3 separate regions of the Homo sapiens genome follow, and all the other regions are linked to region 3. A link is a loop called in an ENCODE intact Hi-C map of the cell type or tissue named here. Cell type or tissue: adrenal gland. All regions are shown on one strand. Region 1 overlaps LPP (LIM domain containing preferred translocation partner in lipoma). Region 2 has its middle 8.5 kb from the start of LINC01991. Region 3 holds the start of LOC107986166 (a long non-coding RNA gene).

Region 1 (8,000 bases), 540 kb before region 3:
CATACTGGCATTCGAGTTTTCAAAATACATCTATTGGGCTTTAACCCACATGAGCATGACAGGAAAATCATGCAGGCATTGAGAGCTTCATGTCTATGTGCATAAACCATACGCTTATACATATCTTATTTATCTAATTATCCAGGATAGAGAATTGGCATTCATAGGACAGAAGGTAACAGATCTGCTTTCATTTTTCTTTAAATAAAGGAATTTGTCATTCTTTTGCAAAACTTGAGATCTAAATTAGGGAAGAAACTCAATAAGAGGAACTCACATGTTGCTTAAATGGACTAAATGCATTTCTTATTTGTGTTCCTTTTAATTTTCAGATCTTTGCCAATGCCCGGAAGTGATAGGCTTAATGCAAAAATAAGGAACCACATCATGTACACTCAAAAGTATATCAAATTATGTGTACATATATATGTACATATATATGTATATAGATATAAAAAAACACCCTCTCCCCTATCTATTACTAAGCACAGCAGCTCAGCACAAGGCACTGAGCTTTTTGTAGTAGGGAGAAATTTATCACAGGAAGTCCATGGACTCAAGAAGTCCACACACCAGCAAAAGAGGCAAAATAAACTTGAAAATAACTATAAAGTATAGTTGCAAATGCTAAGTAAGACAGAGAAGTGTATGAAAGTTCCAGATGAACTATGCTCAATCTGGCAAGCAGAGGGTGGCTCTCTGAGCCGTATCTTCGGAGGTGCGTGGAATCACAACACATGGATGGCTGTGTGTTTGTGGACACACATACACTGGCCTTGGAGGAGAAGGGTGGATCCTGTTTCCAGCAAACAATGTGAACAGAGACATAGACAAAAGGCTAAGGTGTGTATGGAGAACAAACAAATGTGGCAGAATTTAATAACAGCTAGTACATACAATCTACTAGTCCTTATTTAAATGCTTTACATATAAGTGAGGAAGAACCTATTATTATCCTCATTTTGTAGATGAGGAAACTGAGGTATGTGAGCTTAAGTAATTTGACCCAGGTTTCAGCATAAGCTACTGTTGGTATCTGAATCTACACATTGTGGCTCCAGAGTTGTTCTGTTAGCCACCTCTACACTCCATAAAGTAAAGAAGACGAATCAAGACTGAAAAATTAGACCAGGACAGATTGTGAAGGATAACATCTACCTTTAATTTTAGTTGACAACTAATTTAATAGAATTAAGGGACAAATATTAGGGCATAAGAAGGGCAGGGGAGGGACACAGTGATGAAAATAATACATTGTAGAGATAGCAAATACTTTCTGAAGAGAGGGGACCGTTTTTTCATTAAGAGTAAGGACACACACACCTCTGATGCAAATTACTTCTGTTTAGCTGAGGGTGACATTTTGTCTTGAAAAACACAGCTTGCAAAATGTTATTTTACTGAAGCCCTATTGTCAGAGCTGTATACGCTATTCCATATCCACATAGGATCTCAGTTTAAAAGATAACTATTATTTTTAAATATCAGAGTTTGTCTGCATGTGAAATGTGAATTTAAAATTCTTTCTTCACAGGACAACTAGGGGAATTTAAGTATCAGGTTAACACATTGTGAAAATTAAAACATCAATGATGACCACAGAACCAGATGCATGACTTTCCATTCATTAAGAAATATCATAGCCCAATGTACTGTATATTTGGAATTATCATGTTTTGTATTGTTTGAGGTTTTTACAAAGTAGGGTTGGGGGACACAAAGCGAGTAGGTAAATTATTCCCTAAACCTCTTAAAGAGTGAGCTCATCGACAAATAAGAAACCTATTTTATTTTAAAGGAAGCCAAATAATAGTAGACCCTACAAGATTCGCAACTTATTTAAAGTCCTGAGTACATTGCATCAGATAATTCTGGCCCACAATCTCTTAATCTAAATTCCAAATTCAACAGATACAAATCATATAACCACTTTACGAAAGGCTGTTTCAAAGTACAGTGCCTTTTTATTAGCCTATTATACAAAATTATGGTAATTTCTTAATAAAGTTTTGGAAACAGACCACATTATTAATTGTATGGCGTATATAATATTTAATTAAAGATGCATTATGCTGATAGAATTTAACATCTGGCACTCTGGTTTTGCAGACCATGGAGTGTAGTAACAACATGAAAATAAACAATCCCTATAAATGTCTTCTTGGGCTCCAGTCTTCAGTAGAGCGCCAACTTTCTTTTTTTTTTTTTTTTTTTTTTTTTTTTTTGAGACGGAGTCTCGCTCTGTCGCCCAGGCCGGACTGCGGACTGCAGTGGCGCAATCTCGGCTCACTGCAAGCTCCGCTTCCCGGGTTCACGCCATTCTCCTGCCTCAGCCTCCCGAGTAGCTGGGACTACAGGCGCCCGCCACCGCGCCCGGCTAATTTTTTGTATTTTTAGTAGAGACGGGGTTTCACCTTGTTAGCCAGGATGGTCTCGATCTCCTGACCTCATGATCCACCCGCCTCGGCCTCCCAAAGTGCTGGGATTACAGGCGTGAGCCACCGCGCCCGGCCAGAGCGCCAACTTTCTTTAAAACAACACTTAAGGGGCAAGCGCGGTGGCTCACGTCTGTAATCCCAACACTTTGGGAGGCAGAGGTGGGAGGATCACGAGGTCAGGTGTTCAAGACCAGCCTGGCCAATATGGTGGAAACCCCCGTCTCTACTAAAAAATACAAAAATTAGCTGGGCCTGATGGTGCGTGCCTGTAGTCCCAGCTACTCGGGAGGCTGAGGCAGGAGAATTGCTGGAACCCAGGAGGTGGAGGTTGCAGTGAGCCAAGATCGGGCCACTGCACTCCAGCCTGGCGACAGAGCGAGACTCCAACTTAAAAAAAAAAAAAACAATGTTTAAGGACTATTTTGCTAAAAATACCTACGAGGAGGGGAGAAACTCCCAGGGAACTGTCACATATTACACTGCTCAGCATTCTGCAGTTTCATTTCTCATAGAAATATCTTTTCTCTAAGCATGTTTTAGTAAAATGGGTGCTGCCTGAGGACCCTCACACACAATTAATAATTACTAATTTTTGAAACAGACACTCTAACGACTTTTATTAGTTTAACAGCAAGTTGTCTTACATGTACTTTCCAAAGTTTTCCAGACTCCTTTCTAATATCAATTAAACATGGTCCACAGTGGACTAATGAGGCCTATTTAGTAGCAATTCATAATTTACTGTGCTTGTACTGTTCCCTGCAGGGCTTTTTTCTCTCACTAAACCATAATCATATCTCATTACCATTGTTTCATTACTACATTTTTTGGTTTAAATTTTGTTGCTGGCATTTAGTTAAGAAAAAGACTCTTTCATATTACATATAGAACATTTTCCTCTTAAAATGTCAAACCAATATGTTTCCACCTGAAAAACACTGCACTCAACGTAAAACAGGCAATCTCAACAACAAAAATAAAAACAACAAAAGAATATTTTTTTCCTCTGATTTAAAAGTTATTTGATTTTGCTATAAAAATGGAAACAAACCTCCATAAAGCTAATGTATCTGGTAGCAATTTAACTTGTTGTACTTTAAAAGTAGAATGCAAAAGATCTTCACACCTCTTCCTGCCCCAAAGAGACCCTTTCCAGAAAGCCTGCCATCTTTTATTACAAAATGCAGTCATAGACCTTATGCTATAGCACCTTAAAGATGGATGCACAGCCTGTAAAACAGTGTTATCTAAAAATGCTGGTCTCCATGTAGACTTATATCTGTACATAAATATACAGGTATGTTTACATGTGTGTTTGCATATATTTCAAACACATTCAGTAAAGAAACAGAAATAATCTTGGAACTTCAGACATAAAACAAATACATTTACATGTTTTCTACTTTTTCCCTTATGAAATACCTGTATAAATATACAGTAATAGCAGGTTTTTAATTGTAAATGGTTTTGACGTTTTCAACTTCAGAATTTTAAAACATGTATTTGTAGCCCAGGGGCGAAAGCAGTATGTATGTCTAAGCTTTAGGACTAAAAGAAGAATGCCAAGTCCCCTGTGCTGGTCCCTTCAGTTGCAGAAGGGACCATTTCTCTTTGTCTCTTCCCTTTTTTACTAGGGGGCAGTGCTGTCAGAGTTGTGAGAAAATCTTTTCTACTATACTCCCCATGAATTCATTCAGTTGCCAAGGATATGGCTCAAGCTCAGAAGTCAGCCTTCAAAATAAGGAGAGGAAGAAGGAAAAACAAGTAAAATAAACTGATAGATCCCAACATAAAATGATGCATCTTAAGAGTAGAAAAATACAAAGGGGAGAGGGTTAAGACAGTGCATTTTAACAACCCATTGAATCTTCTTATAAAAACAAGGCATTGACATGCTAAAGGCAACAAGCTTAATAAGTTCTAACATGTTTTCCACCTTTCTGAGGACTCTGATTTCTCTAAATGAGTCACTGGTTCTCTGCAGAATCATATTAAAGTTAGATTATGCCGTGTGATTGACTTATTTATTTGTCCCTTTAAGTTGCCATCTGAAACATGAGCTCTGAGAGATCAAACTTCACCAATACTTGCCAGTCCTCAGTGGAAATCCTAGAGTAATTTCTTAAAACCAACAGTAAAAAAATTTCTAAACGCTTTAGGCAGTGATGCTTCATTTCAACTACATGAAAAAACTTTCATCCTAGTTTTAAAAAGTGTTATAAAAATGTTACATGAATGGAATTTTTCAGGGAGGGATAAATTTATATCACAGAGAGAACTCAGGCCATCTTCACCAGTTTTAATGTTTCAAAAAAGGTTGGTAGAAAAGAAGAGATCTGGGGCTCCGAAGTAAGATGATGTTGAAAGTATTGAAAAGACCCAAATAAAGAAAATGAAAGGAAAAAAAAAGAAGAAGAAAGAGAGACAAGCAAGGGAACAGGATGTAGAAATGAATAATTTAGATATACAGCATGAGGAATAAGCCATGCCAATAAGTAAAAAAACATAATTTAAATAGAAAATGGCTTGAGATTGTATTAAGTCATGGCCAACTTCACACACACACACACACACACACACACACACACACGACTAAAATTAAAAGAAACATTTAAACTTATTTTTCTAATCTAAAATGGGAAAGAAGCGCTTACTTTTTAAAGAAAAATTCCTCATTTAATTCTTTCTCTTATCAGAGAACCTTCTTTGTCAGTTTTAACAGCAGATTAATCACTTTCGCAACCTACGGAAAAAGTTTTCTGGAAAGCATAACAGCCTGCAAGTGTAAATGACAGTATTACTTTTCCTGCAGCTCACCCGCCTACAAATTCTCTCTCATCCATGACTCAGCATGAGGTAAAAGGAGCTAATGAAAAGGGCCACATTTCCTTTTAAAAATTGTGAACTTTCTTTCAAAGTGCAGAACTATTAAAAAAAATCCCCCAAAAGCTTGACAGAAAAATGAAGTAGCTCTCCATGAATGTTTGTCAGTTATATACCTAGAAAATTTCTTCCAAGTAATGTTAAAAATCAGCTTGCTGTTTGACTCCCACCCGAGGCCAAACGCTGTACTTGATTGGGGATGTAGTACTTACACATATCTATAGTACATTTGTAGGATTATGGGGGAGCAGGGGGCAGGGATAGAAATGTTGCTTTGCTGAAACCAAGACATCAAGAGGAAAGATGAGAAACACAGAACTTTGTGGTCAAGAGAAGGGACTTGTCCTGGGGCTTTCCCTCCTTGTAAAATACCAATTAATTTGATTTTGTGAAGAAGCTCTCTAGAAGCAGTCTGGTTCCTAGGGAGAAATTACAGAGGTAAGAAAATTCTATTTTATGATACAGAAGGAAAGATGGGATCACTTTGTTGTATGTGCACTGGCGAGACAGTCACACTATAAACATTCATCAAATATTTACTGAGTGTCCGATCTCTGCTAGACACTGTGCTAAGCTCTTGGCAGCTGAGACTAAGAAGTTTAACAACGCGGTCCGGGTCAATGGTCATCGTCCTCATGGAACTTAAAATGGGTGGAAAGAGGTTATCATTTGGGAGAGGCAGTGAGATAATGATCATTTGCAGGGTGGAAGGTGTAAGGATTAGGAAGTTCAAGGAGAAAAACACAGGAGAACACAGCAAGGACATTTAAACTAAATTATACCAGAGGAGTGTGCTGAAAATGTCTTAAGGGAAATGGCGTCTATGTTGAGACAAGGCAATAAAAGACTGAGGTAGTGAACAATGTTCCAGGCTAAAAACAATATCATGTGACTCTCCAGTGGTGGCTCAATGTCTCTGGGGATCAGAGCAAAGGCAGTGTGTGACTATAGCATGGTGCATAAGCGGGGTGGGAATGAGATACTACACATCTTCTTCATGTATACCAGAGAGGTATGCAACATCTAAAAAGAAAAGTTCAATTACTGTTCCTATTTCGCACGTGGAAAACAAACCAAAAAAGGTTATTTTGTCCAAGATCACATAGTTATATGAGATTCAAACTCATTTCTATTTGACTTCAGAGCCTGTTTTCCTAATCACTGTCTTATACTACAGGAATAAGGAGATAACATATTAGACAGGAAAGTAATACAGTCAGACTTGCATTTTAGGAAAGCCTTGGTGGATAGATTGGGGCGATGGTGGGGAAATGGATACAAGGAAACCCGTTAGGGGGATATCACCAATGGTCCATGAAAGATGATGCTGATCTGAAATCACGTACCGCAGCAGAAATGAGGAGAAGTAGAAAGATTGTGAAATATTTAGGAGGTAAAATTGATAATAAGGGAAAGAGAGGGCTTAGAAATAATACCTAAACTTCTGGCTTAGGAAACTGGTTAGATGGTGATGCCACATACCGAACAACATTGGAGTGGAAAAAATTCCTGAGAGAAGTGGATGAGTTTATTTTGAAAACATTGAGGCTGAGATTTCTGCAATACATCCAAATGCACCTGAGCGATAAGCAGTTAGAAACAATTGAATCTGAAGAGCAAGTTTACTGAAACAAATTTATATCATATTGTAGAGCTGATAGTTGAGGCCATAGTAGTTAAAGGCTCTCTTAACCAAATGTGGGAAGTGAAACAAGAGCAGGCCCTAGGAAAGACACCCCTCCCCAAGCCCCACCAAAGGAAAACAACATTCAAGCCCAGGCACGGTGGCTCATGCCTGTAATCCCAGCACTTTGGGAGGCCGAGGTGGGTGGATCAGTTGAGGTCAGGAGTTCGAGACAAGACTGGCCAACGTGGTGAAACCCCATCTCTAATAAAAAGAAAACAGAAAAAAGAAAAAAGAAAAAAAAATTAGCCAGGCATGGTGCACACCTGTAGACACAGCTACTCGGGAGGCTGAGGCAAGAGAATCGTTTGAACCTGGTAGGCAGAGGTTGCAGTGAGCTGAAATTGCGCCACTGCACTCCAGCCTGGGTGACAGAATGAGAGTCTGTCTCAAAAAAAAAAAAAAAAAAAAAAAAGAAAAAGAAAAAGGTAAAACGACATTCAAGGAGAGGGAGACGAAGAGCCACTAAGGAGAGCCCTGAAGTGAAATTGTTCAGAATGGTAGGAAGAAAACCAACAGAGTGTGGTGTGCAATAACTGTGAAAAGTTGGCAAGATGGCCTGACTGTGCCACAGATTTACATAAGGGCAAGTACAAAAGGGAAACTCTGAAAAAAGCCTACCGAAAGAAGGTCATGTGTTGGAAGAGTCGGCTGAAGTATTGAACCACAGACTGTAAGTTGGATAATAAAGGAAATATAAGAGACTGGTGAGGAAAAAGAAAGGTAATAGAAGGTAAATATGCTGAAGAAAAGTAGAATAGGAGTTACCTGAATGAGAGAGAGTGCTGGAAGAATGAGGGGTTGTGTTCCGAGGCTGGTTTTAATTTTTACGATTTAGGAGGTAAAATAGAGCGAAGCAATGATAAGATCCAGGGTATAACCAGGGGCTGTAGAGGCTGCAGCTGAATGGAGATGAGAGTTACAGATGAGTGAGTTGGGCCCTGAGCCTCCCAACAGGACTAACAGCCTGGGTAGTGGCAGGAGAGAGTTGAGCC
Region 2 (8,000 bases), 59 kb after region 3:
ACTCATAGGTAGTGTTTTCTTCTCAAACACAAACACACACACACACACACACACGAAAATATTATTGCATATATGTCCATAGTTTCATATTGTACATATGAAAATATTATTTCTCTTTCCATTTGTGTAAAATGTACTAAAATGTATATATATTAAAACCATGAAATATGAAACATTTTCCTTCAGACACAAACATACTACAGCACTGTCTAATACAGCTTTGAAATAGTTACTTATGGTTGGTGATAATCCCTTTCATGTAATATGTATTCAATAACTATTCGATTTTGAATTGTTCCTTTTTATTGGAAAAGGAGCATTTCATTAGAGCCAGAAACTACTGTCCACCAACATTATTATTTCTGTGACTTCCACACATTTGCATTGTGCCTGTGTTTATGAGGTGCATTTGCATGCATTAATTCAATACTTATTGAATTAATTAAGTAATTAGTTGGCAGTACCTATGTAAGAAAAGAGTAAGCAGGGCCACTAGTCCCATCTTATAGATGAGAAAACTGAGGCTCATGGAAACTAATCAATTTTCCCACACAAGGCTGATGGTGAACTCAGGTTGTCTCATGCCAGCATATTGGCAGAAGCTGTTCAGTGAGGACCATGCTGACGATAGAGATCAGAGGGAGAGAGCCATGAGAACACAAGTGCACTTATTTCCCTGCTGAAGGATGCTGTGGTCCAATGTGTAGAACTCCAGATTTGCAGACAGACAACCTGACACCCTGTGGGTGTGTGAGTGTGTGGGTGATGCTGGGAGGTGCGGGGATCACGGAGATTGTGATCTTGGTGAGGTGAGGCTCTGTGGGTGGCTTTCTTTGCACAAATGTGTCACCCTGTGTGCCTGCCTGAGGACTATGACAATGCTCATACGAATGCCTGCAAATGATCACCCATATGGGTGAATGATACCCATGACTGTGCTGGTGATATGGCCAGAGTCCTGGGTTTTTTTGGGTCCTTATGTAGTGCACTGGCTTTCAGTAGTTTTGTGATGTCAACCTGAGCTTCTGAGATCAGCCTTTCTGCAGTGTCAGTGGATCCAGAGTTCCACTCTCTCCTTGGGAAAAAATAACCCAGCAATATCTCCTACTACTTAGAGGGCCAGGAGTGTGACATGTGTATTTGAAGAATGATACAGTATAAAATCTGAGGCTGCTAGGTTTTAAGGCACCTAGATCAGATACATATTTTATAGATGAAAACACTGGAGACCAGAGAAAAAATTGCTTGATTTATTACTTTGTGCCTGTTTTTGATATTTCATGTATTCCACAAACATTTGTTGAGTAGGTATTCTGTGGAAGGACCTGCCTTCAAGGATCTGTCAGTCTAGTGGAGAGAAGCATGCATAAACAAGTCACAATGCCAATCGGTGAGCCAAGTGGACATCTGAGAGGCCCACACAGCAGAGACAGCATTTGAACCCAATCTGGAAAGATATGCAGTCTTGCCCAAGGTGGAGAAGTGTGTCGCTGTGAGAAGGAGTGGCATGTTCAGAGACCCAGGGGTGGGAAGTGTGAGATCTGATAAAAGGACTCTTGAAAGCTGGCTGAAATGTAGGGTGTGTCTCTGTATGTATGAGTTTATGGGGTGGGGTCAGCAAGCAAAGCCAGAAGATGAGGAGGTGCTGGATCATGAAAGGCTTTATACACCAGATGAAGGAGTCTAGACTGTTCCGTAGAAACTGGGAAAACCTTGAAGGATGTTAAGCAGAGGGATAGCAGAATTATAAATTAGTTTTGAACATATCATTCTGTGCACAGTCTAGAAAATGGACTGGGGTGACCCTGCAGGCAGGAAGACTGGTCTAACCTTGCTGCATGTGCAATATTTGGGGATTTCAAAGTGGTGGTGTGGGTGGAAAAGATTGTCTGGAGTCGAGGAGAGAGGCCCAGGTGGCTGTCAGGATTAGAATCCATGCACGCTGATCTCAGTCATACGGGATACTTCTTAAAAAAACACTCCATCAAAAGTGGCATTCAAGTGTGCTCTAGTGCCTGGTCTGAAAGCCTCCAGAGGAGAGAGAATGCTCAGCATTTGTTCTGGAAGACATCCCTGGGTAGGCAGGGAGTTCCCCACGAGATGAGGTGGAGGGAGTCATGGAGAAGCACTCAGGCCCCTGTTCACTTGCACCGTTTCAGAGCCAGGAACCAGCTAGGGCCAACCCCTTTTTATTTTGGAGTCATCCTTCATCAGATATAGTGTTAACTCACTTCCTTTTTAGCCCCTACCCCGTTCCTACCACCACCACCTCCTTGCTTTAGTCACTGGAGCTGAGTCATCCTTCGAGCCTATTCCTGTCTCCCCGCACTGTGTCAGGGTGAAAGGGTTTGAGCATGAGCCACTGGGCATGGACATTCCCATCTGCTGGACAATCTCTGTGACTTCAGGAAAGAAGAGAGAAAAGGAGCTGATGTAGCCTGGGTACCTCCTGTGTGCCACGCCAATGCCAGACTCATCAACATTTATGTCTTGTCACAATTGTCTTAGGCAGTGGTGTTATCCTCAGATGGGGAACATGAGGCTCAGTGAGGTTCAGTCATTTTCCCAAGGCCACACAGACCTGAAGGATTTCAAAGTTTACACTATTTCCAATATATTACTTTGCCTCTTTACATCATCTCTGGGAAAGGATGGCATTTGATTCAACTCACAGTTTAGTACCTACTATGTGCAACACACTGTGCCAGAGGGGTTAATAGAGGGTTCCTGCTGTCAAGGAGCTCAGCATCTCATGATGGAAACCTTTGATCCTTAGATTTATTCACTCAATATTATTTGAGTACTACCTACAGGCAGAGCCCTCTTGGGGGATATGGAGATAAATAACCCAGGATCTCAGCCCTGGCACACAATAGCACTGAGCACAGGATGCTGTGGGAAAACAGAGGAAAGGATATTTAATAGTCTATGAAGAATTCAAGGAAGACATTGCAGAGCTACTTTTAGACTGACATTGAAGAGTGAGTGTTTTGATAGACAAAGAATCTGGGACAGGAAAACCAGCGCTGTAGAAACTACAAGCACACTGAAGGGAAGTACAAGAAACATCAGGTATAAATAGAGAGTGGGAGTGGCTGGCAGATGATGGGTAGTTGTTGAGCAGTTGAAAGAAGCTTTGAAAGCCCCACTCACAAGAGAGGAATTCCTGAAGTCTTGAATAGTTGCTCATTCTTCTGTTGACCCATCAGCTCTTCATTGCATGTTTCCTCTACACTAGGTGCTGGGCAAAGTGTTGAGGTACAGTGGAGGCTAAAAAGTACGAATAGGGCCAGGTGCAATGGCTCACACCTGTAATTTCAGCACTTTGGCAGGCCGAGGCAGGTGGATCACCTGAGGTTGGGAGTTTGAGACCAGCCTGACCAACATGAAGAAATCCTGCCTCTACTAAAAATACAAAAAAAAAAAATTAGCCAGGTGTGGTGGTGCATGCCTGTAATCCCAGCAACTCAGGAGGCTGAGGCAGGAGAATCGCTTGAACCCGGGAGGCGGAGGTTATGGTGAGCCAAGATCACACCATTGTACTCTGGCCTGAACAACAAAAGTAAAACTGTCTCAAAAAAAAAAAAAAAAAAAAATATATATATATATATATATATATGGATAGTCCCCAACATCAAGGTGGTCAAAGACTCATCAGACGGCCACAGTTCAATGGATGCTTGCAAACTGGGATAGTGTTGAGAAGGAAAGACAGATGGTGTGAGAGACCACAGAACAGGAGGAATTGTTTTAGGGGAGTGTTGATGATAAGAAAGGGGTTATTTGAAGAAACTGGGTTTAAGCTGAATCTGAACACTGAATAGGAGTAATTACATCAAGTGTGAGTGTGAGTGTGTGTGTGTGTGAGTGTGTGTGTGTACGCGTTTGTGTGTTGAGAGAGTGGCTGGGGTAGGGGATAGGGACAGGGAATAATACTGCTTCAGAAGGATGCTATTAACAAAGAGAAGACAATTGATATAACAAACATTCTAGTAAAATAACAGCATAGGGTGGCCGGGAAACTGGTGGCACCTTGCCGGGGTCCCTGAATTCAATTATCCAGGCCATGCCTTTGTGTTCATCCTGGGAAACAGCTGCTAAGCCCTGGTCTCAGAGCTTTCACTGACTTCCACTCCTGGATTTTGCTGTGTGACTAGGATGTTTGTTCCTCAGAGTCTTCATCTGTAGAGTGGAATAGAACACACTTACGTGACTTTCAGAATACAGAATCTAATAAAAAGTGACAAGATACAAGTTGTCTATAGACATTCATTCAACAAGTTGGAGTTGATGTTTAGAGTGAGAGAGGAGCTTTGGAGCTTTAATTACACACACACACAAACACACACACACACACACACACACACAAACACACACACACACACACACACACAGAGGCCAGGACTTAATATTGTCAGCCTCTAGTAGACAGATGTGGGTATTCATTTCCATACTCACATATCTCTAAATAAAGAGGTGGGCTCTGAAGAGCTGCAGGGCACTGACACCATCACTGTGCTCCTCGGCATGCTCCTGAAAAGAGAAAACTGTCTTCATTTTCTCTCTCTCTCTCTGTTTTTTTTTTTTTTTTTTTTTTTTTTTTTTTGAGACGGAGTCTTGCTCTGTAACTCCCGGGCTAGAGTGCAGTAGCACGATCTTGGCTCACCACAACCTCTGCCTCCCCGGTACCAGCGATTCTCCTGCCTCAGCCTCCTGAATAGCTGGGATTACAGGCACCTGCCACCATGCCTGGCTAATTTTTGTATTTTTAGTAGAGACAGGGTTTCACCATCTTGACCAGGCTGGTCTCGAACTCCTGACCTCGTGATCCATCAGCCTCAGCCTCCCTAATTGCTGGGATTACAGGCGTGAGCCACCATGCCCGGCCCATTTTTTCTTGATTTGTAGCACCCTTTTTCTTCCTGGGGCTACAAAGGGGTTTCAGTTTGGAGCCAAAGTGCATCAGACACAAGCATTAGTGTGTGAACTGAGACTAGAGTCCAGATTTCCACAGCACTGGACTGCCACTTTCTGGGAGCCAAAGCCCTGGCAGTCTTCCTGTTTGTTGTACAAGAGCCTAAGAATGCTCAGACTCTGTAACCTTCAGAGACAAATGAGAAAACATTTCCATGTTATTTGATAAGTTCCCATCCCTGAGAGCTTGACAGCCTGACAGAATGTCACTGTGCTGTAGGAACAAGTGTCCTGAAGTTGGAGCATAGCATTTTGATTTCTAGCTTTGGTTCTGCCATAGGCTGTGTGACCTTGGACGTGGTCATGTCCACAATCTGAGGCCCTGTTTCCCCATATCTAAAGCAAGGTGGGTGGTACGTGATTTTTGAGTCTTGGTAGCCTTGACATGCTATGCTCCTAGGACATGAAGCTCTCCCAGAAGGACACTGGGTGGCATTTAACCTGGCCTTGACCTACCAGTCGCCTATGTTTATTGTCTGGAAGAGCCTTCTCTCTTTCTTGCTGGTGTTCTGTCACCTAAAACCAAACTACAAACAAGTTTTCTCCACAACACTTTCAGTACCAGCATTTCATAGATAATTTCTAGATAGTTTCAAGATTTTCTGTTGAGAAAGGCCCAGTGGCTCTAAACTGATGTCAAATTATATTTGATGCATAATACAGGCAGTGTAGTGTTCAATCAGTACAGGCTAAGGGAAAGGTGATGAACAGCATGATCAAGAGTAGCTGGGGTGGAGATGGGCAGATGGATTGATTTGGTCCAAACAGCCAATCATTAGAGCTTTCTCTTTTATCTCTACTATCCAATACTCTCCTTCCAAGTTTCTAGCTAAGAACAAACTTGCCTGACAGATAAGTTTGCTTGTGAAGATTAATGTTTTTCTTTTCAAGATATTCACAATGATGTGTGCAAATGTATGTGTGCATATAGCTTATATTCAATACTTTTTTTTTTTTTTAGATGGAGTCTCACTCTGTTGCCCAGGCTGCAGTGCAGTAGCATGATCTCAGCTTACTGCAACCTCCATCCCCTGGGTTCAAGCAATTCTCCTGCCACAGCCTCCTGAGTAGCTGGGATTACAGGTGTGTGCCATCACACCTGGCTAATTATTTGATTTTTTTTAACATCACCTGATTTTGATTACATCTATGATTCCTGCAATTGGTCCAGAGCAGGGAAGGAAAGTGACAAAAACCTTAATACTTAAGAAAGCCTTTTATAGAGGGCTTTTCTGATCTCTCCTCTACTGAAGACTTTTAGAAAATAAGAAAGTAGACATCATCCTCCCAACTTAAATCAAGGCAACCCCAATTCATGTCACTTCCTTGGATGCTCATGATAACTCTGTGAGGTCGGTAGGCCTGGATGAGGAAACAGAGACTCTGAAAGTCACCCAGCTAGCAGGTTGCAGCAGTAGACTCCAACTGCTACCTTAAAAAAAAATATGTAGTTGTGTAAGTCTCAGGAGAGCATGCGCAGTATTAATAGAATTTTGTAGATGAGGAAACAAATCTCCAAAGTGTTCCCTGGTTTGTGCTTTGGCCTGGCTGTGCTGTTGATTGGACAGATTCCCATCACACTGTGGTGCTTCTTTCTGTTCCATTATGAACGTTACCACTCTGGTGAGACAGTTTTACTCACGGCTCACACATCTGTCATTCTCTGTCCCTTTGAAAACCCATTTCATGGTCCAGTAGAGCAGAGTTTCATCCAATAGCACTATTGACTTGGTGGCTTCAAAGTGCAGTGCCCACCCCTGGCTGAGCTTGGGGCAGTAATGTTTAACAGTCTGGTAGTTAAATTAGAAGCAATAATAACACAATAGTCAGGTTTGGTTCTAACACACGAATGAGTCCCAACCCTCTAGCTGTAACTGAAATAAGTAGAAGGGGAGGAATGGATTTGGGATTCTTCTGTAGGATTCCTGATCTGTTCTTCTATGGCCAGACAGAGCAAGAAAACCCATGGGACCACAACACAACCCCATGATTGGAAAAACTTGTGTTTTACAGACCACCTCTCAAGACTCAATGCTGACAGGCTGGAAATAAACTAGAATAATTAATTCTAAAATAGTCACGAAGACAAATCTTCCCTCCAATTCAGTCCAAAGGTCTGGATTGGCTTAATGTCTAGAGTGTGTGCTATTTGACTATTTCTACTAAACATTAATTAAATAATCCATCTAGCTCTGGCCCCCAGAGCTCCAGGGTCCCCAGAAGTGGAATATCCTAACTGGTATCTGTCCCTTTCCAAGTTAGCCCTTGTATGAGTGCCCCGCTGAGATGAGGTAGTGGGCTTTCAGCATTCAGTACCCTCCGATGCTCCAACCAGAGCAGCTTGGTTTGCGGTTCACCTCAGGACAATGCAAACTGAGCTATGCATTTACTGTAATTCTAATCAGATGATTCTATAATTGGAAGAACACCAGTGGCATTCTGTCTTTGGAGTCTTTTCCATTAAGCAATTGAACAAGGGCCAGGGGACCTTTACTTGTCCCAAACGCAGATCGTGATAGAGACTCTGAGATCTGGATACTATGTTCCATTCTATAACAGGATCAAGTTCTTAATTTTTTCTTGGTAAGATCATAAAATGTGTGTAGCAGTCATTTCACCCGTACTTTCAATAAATTCTGACCAACTGCTCTCCTAACAATGAAAAACAAATGAAATGAGCAAAGTGTTTGTGTGTATTTGTGGTGGGGAGTGTGTGTATGTATGCTTGAATATAGTGACTGAATATTTTAGGTAAATATTTCCAAGTCTAGATTATAATCATATATGATAATTGTTGACTAAAGTAATAAGAAAAATAACCTGAATTTCTTAATCTCTCTAGATACCTCAATTAGAAACAGAAAGAAATATTATGGACAAATGCATTGGGGAACTAATTTGCAGTAGGAACTGTGCAAAGTATTGCGTTGCTTTCGGAAATATAGGAATGAATCAGACCTCGATCTTGACTTTGAAGAGCTCATAATTTAAAGAGGGAGATAAATCATGATCATAAAAATCATAAT
Region 3 (8,000 bases):
ATAGCACAAGCCCTGATATTCTTTAGCCTGACCCTCAATGAAAATTAGCTGAGGACGCCTGAGCTCACTCTCTGGAATGAGACCTAAATACCATCTCCTGCATAATCTTATAGAAAATGAATGAAACAGAGACTGCACTGTGAGTTCTGGTGCCAATTATAAAGGATCTGGGGCAGGGATCTGGCATCCAGGTGGCTAGAGGAAGAGTCCTGGAGTTTTTAGCATCCTCCCCTCTGGGTCCCATTTCTCTGGTTTTTCATGGTGTGATCTGGACTGAAATGCCCATCAGTTATTCTAGACCCCGACTTACTGATCACAGAGAATCTTTAATCTGTGCTTGTTTACTCTGAAACTGGCATCTCCACTAGTGCTGCAGCTGCTCACCAGACACACCAGAGCACTCTTTCTTGCTGATGATGCTGGAGCACTTTGTTGCTCACTGATCATGCTGGAGCTCTATGTTGCTCACCCATCATCCTGGAGCACTCTCTTGCTCATTGATGATACTGGAGCACTCTGTTGCTCCCTAATCATACTGAAGCTCCATTTTCTCAGTGAGGATCAGAATTCATCATCCCTGGCTGCTCTAGTTCCCACATCCTGGTTGCTGGGAAGGGTTTTAAAACCTCTTACATGGAAAGAGTCCCTTCTTCCTGATTAGAGTCCAAACTGAAAATGGATCCTCTATTTGCAAGCACCACGACACTTCCAGTGCAGCATTAGTAAATACCTCCCAAGCAACAGCAGCCTGGCACATTATTGTTTAGCCACCTCCTGCCCGATATCATGTGGGTTTCACTTATAGAAGGTTCTACAAGGTAAGGGAGGTAGAAACAAGTCAGCACAAACAGAATTATAAATATCTTTATAGTGACAGATATATGAAATCTAATTGGGTGGGGAAAACAGATGCAGATAAACAGCTGGATAAGAATGCAGGTTTGAACCTAGTGAAATACAAAGAGGATGATATAAAAGATAATATTAAAGAAAAAGCTGCCTGTAGGTATTCTACCTTTTGCAATATTTTTTTATTTTCCATAGTCCCATCTGTCTTCTTGTCCATATACAATGCACATTTTTACATAGTTGCAGTCATGTCACAAATACTATTTAGGGTTCTGTGTTTTCGCTTAATATTACATGAATTTGCCGTATTGCTCCAATCTTTCTTTTATGGCTGCAGAAATGCCATTGTGGTGATTCACACCAAGTTTCTTGCCTTTTACCTATTGTTGGAATTTTATGTCTCCAGCTGCTTAGCATTATGGATAATTTTGTAAAGATTATCTTAGGATATTCAGCTTTGTGCTTTTGTTGATTTTCTTAGGATCAAAATCCAGGAGGGAACTGATTTGTAAAGGGGTATGAGGAACAACATTCCCTCTGGTACAAAGCTAACTGTGTTGGGCACAGCTCTAAGCCTCATACTAATCTTACTGGACATAGCTCTAAGCCTCATACTGATCTTACTGGCATGTTGCTCTAAGCCAGTAACTAGCATGTCACCTGGCAACTGAGCAGAAGAACAGAGGTTTACTAGGTCCTGAGGGAGGCTGTTACTGCACAAGTTCTTTGCTGGTGACAGCAGAAAGTACTTAGGGGCCATTCCAAGGGTCTGCCTTGTTTGCAGAGTTGATTCATTTGTGGTTGCCATATAAAGGCCTCTGAACCAACAATTGTTTGGGAGCAAAAGCAAACGAGTGCCAAGATCCAAGTTCTCGTACTGTGGCTGTAGGGTTGAGGGCTGCATAGGGTCGAAAGGTATAAGTCACTGTAATATCAGCGTGGGGACACCATGGGTCTCATCAGTGGTTTTGCCCATGGGCACAGCCCTTGTGGCGGATGTCTAATTGTGTGCAGCCCAGATGTCAGCGGAGGCCCTTGGAGATCCTATTAAACTTGACCCGAACCCCAATGCCAAGCCTTATGAGAGCCTTGAATCCACAGAGCAGTTGCTCTCCGTACCCACACCATATATCATCATGCCTCATTCAGCTTTCATGCCCTCTTATCTAAGAGTGCTGTCTGGTTCTGTCCTGCACCACCCATTCCAGGAACAAAGCCCATTTCCTTCACTTGGTCTTCACAAAAACCCACTTGCATTCAGACGTTTGTGAGTTTGGTAACTTTACTGAAGATCGAGGGTCATGAGGGGAGTCTTCATAGACTCGGCAGCCCTTGCTGTCTTTTCACCTCCTGCCTTCTCTGGTCCTCAACCTCATTCTTCTGAGCAACAGGCACCTGATCCCTGGTCTTCTTTAGTAAAGTTCCCCATACTCAGGTCCCTTCTGTGCCCATCCAGGTATTTTATCCCAAGCAAATAGATATGGCCCCCTGAAGGAAATCCTGGTAGAGAATCTTCCTCTATCTCACCATTTGCTGTCAATAACCATATCTTTACAGGTAGATGGTTAGTGAGGAGTTTTTGGTTTTGTTTTAAATGAGATAAGCTTTACATAAGAGGAGTTGTTTACAGGGAACTTTTACAGATATTATTCCATTCAGGACTCCCAGTAGCCCTGGCAGGTGATTAGTTAGACAGGTGCTATTATCTGAATGTTTGTGTCCTCCCCAAAGTCATGTGTTGAAACCTAAGCCCCAGCGGGATGGTGTTAGGAGATGGGGCCTTAGTGAGGTGATTTGGTCATGAGAACCAGGTCCTCATGAGTGGAATTATTGGCCTTACAAAAGAGGCCCCAGAGAGCTCTCTCACCCCTTCCCACCACATGAGGACACAAGGAGCAGTTGGTAGTCTACAACTTGGAAGATCACCCTCACCAGAAGCTGCCCATGCTGGCACCTGGTCCTGGACTTCCAGCCTCCATATCTGTGAGAAATGAATGTATGTTGTCAATAAGCCACCCAGTCTGTGATAGTGTATTATAGGAACCTGAACAGACGAAAGCAACTGGCATTATTATCCTGGCTTAGAGTTGAGGAGACTGTGGCCCAGAGAAGGGGAAGAACCTGATTGGGGCCACTCAGCTGATTATTGAAGAGCCGGAACCAGAGCCCAGATCTCTACTGGGTTCAGTGCATGATCCTTCTCCACATCATCTTGCCAGGTCAGTTCTAGGAGCCTCACTAAGCTCTAACAGTGGCAAGCATTCAATAAACGCCCACCCAGTAGACATTACCAAGTCCTCACTCTGTGCCTGTTTTCAAGAGTGTAGAGTGAAGAAAGCATGAATAAATTAAGAGGCTTCTTGTTACCCCAGCACCCAACACTTAGTTAAAACCAGATGTGATAGACAAAATATGTTATACCCACACAAAGGAATATTAGTCAGCCACGAAAAGGAATGAAAGAAATACTGATACATGTTACAACATGATTGACCTTGAAAACATGCTAGGTGAGAGAAGCCAGACGCAAACAGCCACAGATTCTATGGTTTCATTTGTACGAAATGTTTAGAATAGGCAAATCCATAGAGACAGAAAGCAGACTAGTGATTGCCAGTCTTGGAAGAGGGGGAAATAGAGTGAGTGCTTAATGGTGTAAGGTTTCCTTTTGGGGTGATAAAAAATGTCTTGTAACCAGATAGAGGTGGTGGTTGCACAATATTGTGGATGTACTAAATGTTACTAAATTCTACACTTAAAATGTTAATTTTATATTATGTGAATTTCACTTCAATTCAAAGTAAAAAAAAACTCAACAAACCAACAAACCAGTGTGACTTCACCCCCCCACCTTCAGCTTTCACCTCCTTGCATGGTTCCAGGTCCTGATGCTCCCTCACTGGACAGGGAATGAACATATGCAGACTCAGTTCTCAATTCTGTCACTTACCAGCTATGCGGCCTTGAGAGTTTATGCCTTTCTCTGGACCTCAGCTTTCTAACCTGCAAGTTGAGGATGTCACCCAGATTTTAACCCAAGTTCCTTCTAGGTAGGCATTCTGAGATATTGGGAGTAAAAGGAAGGATGCAAACCAATTGGGGAGGGGCAGGGGAGGCACTCTGTTTCTTCTGCAACTTTCTCTTCTCAGCTAGTGGACTATAGTAATTTTTAGTTTCCAGTCCCCAGTCACACAGATAGCAGCTTCGGCTCTTGGCTTGGCTGGCACTGCTGGGGCTCCCACTATGCTTCACTGAGCAACGTAAGCCCCTAGGTAATCCTGTTAAGCCACTGGGGTAGTGAGTCATTTCAGTACCACCTGAACACCTTCCTGTGGTGTCCCAGCAAGGAGAGGACCTCCAGCCAGATCATTATGACTTGATCTGCAAAAACTTTTGAAGCATAAATTGGAGCTTTTAATTGCATTGTGACTTGGAAATCCATCATGCCTAAATCAGTGTTCAGAAGAGCTCAAAGTATGCTCATTCATTCATTTATTACCCATCTTCTGTGCCCCTGTTACATCCCAGGTGCTGTGCCAAGCTTTAGGAAGACACAGGTATAGCCACTGTCTTCAAGGAATTCACTGCCCTTTGAGAGAGACGGACTCATAAACCAAAGTAAAATGTAGCATTTACAAAGGTAGTGAAATAAAAGTATAAATCAGGAAAATTAGCAGTTCAGTGGAGAATGAAGGAATAGATTAAAGGGTCAAGAGAGGTCTTTACAGATGAAGTAATATGCTGAGTTTTCAAGAATAATAGGGGACTTCCATGTTCTAGTGGTGCTCCAGGGAGGATGATGGTTACAGTAGTCTACTCCAGTAGGGAGAAGCATTTTTTTAATCACTGTTGACGTTTACAATTGCCAGTGCAAGATGACAATAAAAAGATGTCTAAATTTTAGGCTGTCTTATTGATTTTTAAATTCCTAGAAATAATGCATCTTCTTATTGCCTAAACTAGGATAGATTACTCCTCCCACTGCTACCAAGTACAGAGGATGTGGAAGGGCATTCAAAACACAAGGATCAACATGTGTCAAAAGTTTTGAAGGATGAAACTTTAGAGTGTGTTCATGAAGTGGCAAGGAGTTTGATATAGCGGGACATAAAATATTTGGAAAAAGTGAGCTGAGTAAGAGCTGAAAATGAAGCTGGGTTCATTTTTTGAGGGCCCAAGATACGGTGTTAAATTTGAGTTTTATTCCAGAAGGCACTGGGGAGCCACAGAGGGTGGTCAGCAAAAGCATGATATAATCAACTTTCTTGTTGATGTAGCACTTTGGCAGCTGTGAATGGATAAGATGGGTCGAGAATGAAGGAAGGAGGCTGGCCAGGAGGCCCTTTCAGCCATTTGGGAGGGAGATGATGAGGGTTATGCCAAAGCTGTGTCAGAGGATGGGAAAAGGGGGCTGAGCTCAAGAGATATGTAGGGGTTAAACTCCAAGGGACTAAGAGTCTGATCAGAGCTGGGGGTGAGCAAAGAAATGTCTAAATAATAATTTCTATTTCTCCTTGCAAATGTCCTGCGAATGTCGGAGTTGGAAGGGATGTTTGGGACCACCTGCTCAACCGTCTTTGTAGCCCAGAGAAATACAAGGTACTGCCCAAGCTCAGGAGTTGAAGGCAGAGTCAGGATGGGATCTGTTTTCCAAGTTCCCAGCCAGGGCTGTCTCTTCCACTGTGGCTGCTCTCCATGTGCTGGTGACCTTCCCTTGATCCCACCCCTGCTCGTCAGCAGAACAGTGACTGGATAGAGAAGCCTTGAGTTCTCGTTCTTAACACTGCCCCGAAACAGTGACTTGAAGGAAGACCCTGCCTTCTTTGAGCTTCTGTCTTCTTATTTGTAAGTGAAAGGCTTGTCAAAGAGGAACTTTTCCATTTTTAATTCCTCTTGCTTCTGATTTTCTTTCTTAATTTTGCCATAGTCCCTACCATTTCTTCTTGCCTTACATTAGGCCCACTTCACTCATTTCTGTCTGGATCTGAGCTCTGAGCTCTGACCTAGATCCCTTCTGGAGGCCCTGGCACTCACTACTAGCCTGTCCTGCTTGTCTCTGAGCAGTCAGGCCATCCACAGCAGAGGGGATTGTCTTTCCGAGCTGCACATTCCTGGGCTGGGCCACCATCCTCTCTCTCAGAAAAATTACGTCTTTCTCTGCAGGTGCTCTGCCTGGACTGTGTATTGGAGAGCAAAGGAACTGAATGCTACGCATTGCGGATTTGGATACCATGTCTGCTGAGCTCAGGTGTGCTCTGGTCATGCTCTTTCGCAAGGAAATGGCTTCAGGACCTGGGACCTAAGTCCCAGTGTGAGTCAGATTCCTCAGGGTGCTTGAGCTTTCTTTGCCTGTGCTCTTGGGGCACACCAGCCTATAGGGTCAGGTGCCTTAGGGGTAGATCTCAAAAATAGAAAGCTGTTAAGGTGAGCTTTCTCATCAAGCTCTCTCTCACCTTCCTGCCCCAACCTTCTCAAGTGTCAAGAGACGAGAGAGACTCAGAATTGGGGAAGGAGAAATGGGGAGTTCTCAGAGGCCCTGGAGCCACCCTTTCAGCCAATGCAGAATATCTTCACCACCAAACTGCCCCCCCCAACCCCCGAAAACCCTGGCTTTCCTCTCCTGTATTCCTGCGCCCTTCATTTGAACAGTTTATACACCTCCTGTATGACTGTGCAGGGCAGCTGTCTTGTCCTATTTTAAACTTGTCTTCCACACAATGATGAAAGTTGCCTTTTTGTAACTTCCAATGATTGCTCCTCTCAGAACGTACCAAATCCCTGTCTTGCAAGACAGTCTTTTGAGTATATAAAAACAGATCATGTATCTAACTCCCATTCAACTACTTTTCTGCCAATTAAACTCAACCAATTCATATGTGGTATAGTTGCCATATTCTTAGGATGTGGTATCTCCCAAAGGGCAATGATTCTAGGTATGGTTTAACTAACTTCTGTAGCAAGAAAACCACAAATGCCAGTGGCTTAACACAAAAGCGGTTTCTCTCTTATGTGACAGTTCCTGGTCAGTGGGTGGTTTTCTTCCATGTAGTGATTCCAGGCCTCAGGGACCTGTTATCTTAAATCTCTGCTATCCCCTAGGCACTGCCCTGTAGCCCTCTCAATGATCCTGCTGGCAGATGGAGGGACAGAGAGTGGAGGAGGCACAAAAAGTGACATTTGATCTTCCACTCTGATTCCACTGGTGAGACCAGTCCTATGGTATCTCCTTCCAGAAACATGGATTGGGAAATACAGTCCCTGGCTAGCCTGCTCCCCCATTGGAGACAACTCTACACAGTGAGAGTGGGGGACATTTGAAGGAAAGCAGGCCATCTTTGCCACACTAGGCACCTCTTCCACCTCCCACTTCTGAGCAGCCAGCATGGACGACCTGCTAGATGCTGGGTGGACCAGGGTGGATGGGTGCGTTGGGGGTGTGGAGGGGAGGGCAGGTGTGTATTTCTCCCCTCTTGTGTCTAATTGGTAAGCAGTATTTTCTTGAACTTCAGTTCTGCAAACATTACTTTTGAGATCTTTGCTATATCTGCATAACACCTGTACTATAATTGACTTAATATTCTCTTTACACTGATTCACTTTTTAATTTAGTTTCACCTGAAGGGTAATATCTGGGAAATCATAGTTTTGATATGATAATTATACTTTTCCCAATATGTTCTAAAATGGATATGTAATTATTTTAATATAAATATTTGCAGATATACCACCTCAAACAAACAAGATACCACTGGTGGGTACATTGCACATTTTAAGAAATACTGTGATTGAGCCTGTATAAATCCCTCATAATCTGGTCCTTGGCTTTCTTTCTGACCTTACATCCTGCCTCTTCCCTCTTGCCCATGATCCTCCAAATACATGGACTTATTTGTTCTTCAAGCCTGCAAGCTCGTTCCTACTCCAGGGCCTTTGCACCAGCTGGTACCTCCATGGGAAATACTTTCTGTACATCTTCCCATGTCTGGTTCTTTCTAGACATTCAAGACTTAGCTCAGATGTCCCCTGCTCAACGAACCACCCAGTCTTTACCAGCTGCCTCACACCTCACTTCATTCCACCCTGCACAATCACTCTTTGTTTCAGTCCCTTTAAGCACTTTTCAAGATCTGGCATGGTGTGCTTATTTGTTG

What was found. Hi-C counts contacts between places; a loop is a spot of excess contacts. Peaks named below come from ENCODE experiments on the same cell type or tissue, not always from the same donor. Only the 100,000 strongest peaks of a DNase experiment are listed, where the experiment ranks them.
Region 1: it touches region 3 in a loop (3-fold over the local background); 3 of 110 quality-filtered maps call a loop at or near these places.
Region 2: a loop joins it to region 3, with 2.0 times the contacts of the local background. A loop is called at or near these places in 7 of 110 quality-filtered maps.

What each region holds. Positions count from the first base shown.
Region 1 is chr3:188,581,575-188,589,574 of GRCh38, reverse strand. The region is part of intron 6 of LPP (LIM domain containing preferred translocation partner in lipoma); the gene reads right to left. Among named protein-coding and RNA genes, the nearest start is that of LPP-AS1, 17 kb to the right of the region's middle. In adrenal gland, no CTCF peak of the experiment used is centred here; no DNase peak of the experiment used is centred here; H3K4me3 peaks cover 509 bases; H3K27ac peaks cover 1,813 bases.
Region 2 is chr3:187,980,947-187,988,946 of GRCh38, reverse strand. No RefSeq gene overlaps it. Among named protein-coding and RNA genes, the nearest start is that of LINC01991, 8.5 kb to the right of the region's middle. RefSeq lists an enhancer at 2,112-2,406. In adrenal gland, no CTCF peak of the experiment used is centred here; no DNase peak of the experiment used is centred here; H3K27ac peaks cover 415 bases.
Region 3 is chr3:188,040,217-188,048,216 of GRCh38, reverse strand. LOC107986166 (a long non-coding RNA gene) reads left to right here and starts at 5,620. Exons shown (of 5, transcript XR_001741061.2): 1 at 5,620-5,694; 2 at 6,013-6,099. In adrenal gland, no CTCF peak of the experiment used is centred here; no DNase peak of the experiment used is centred here.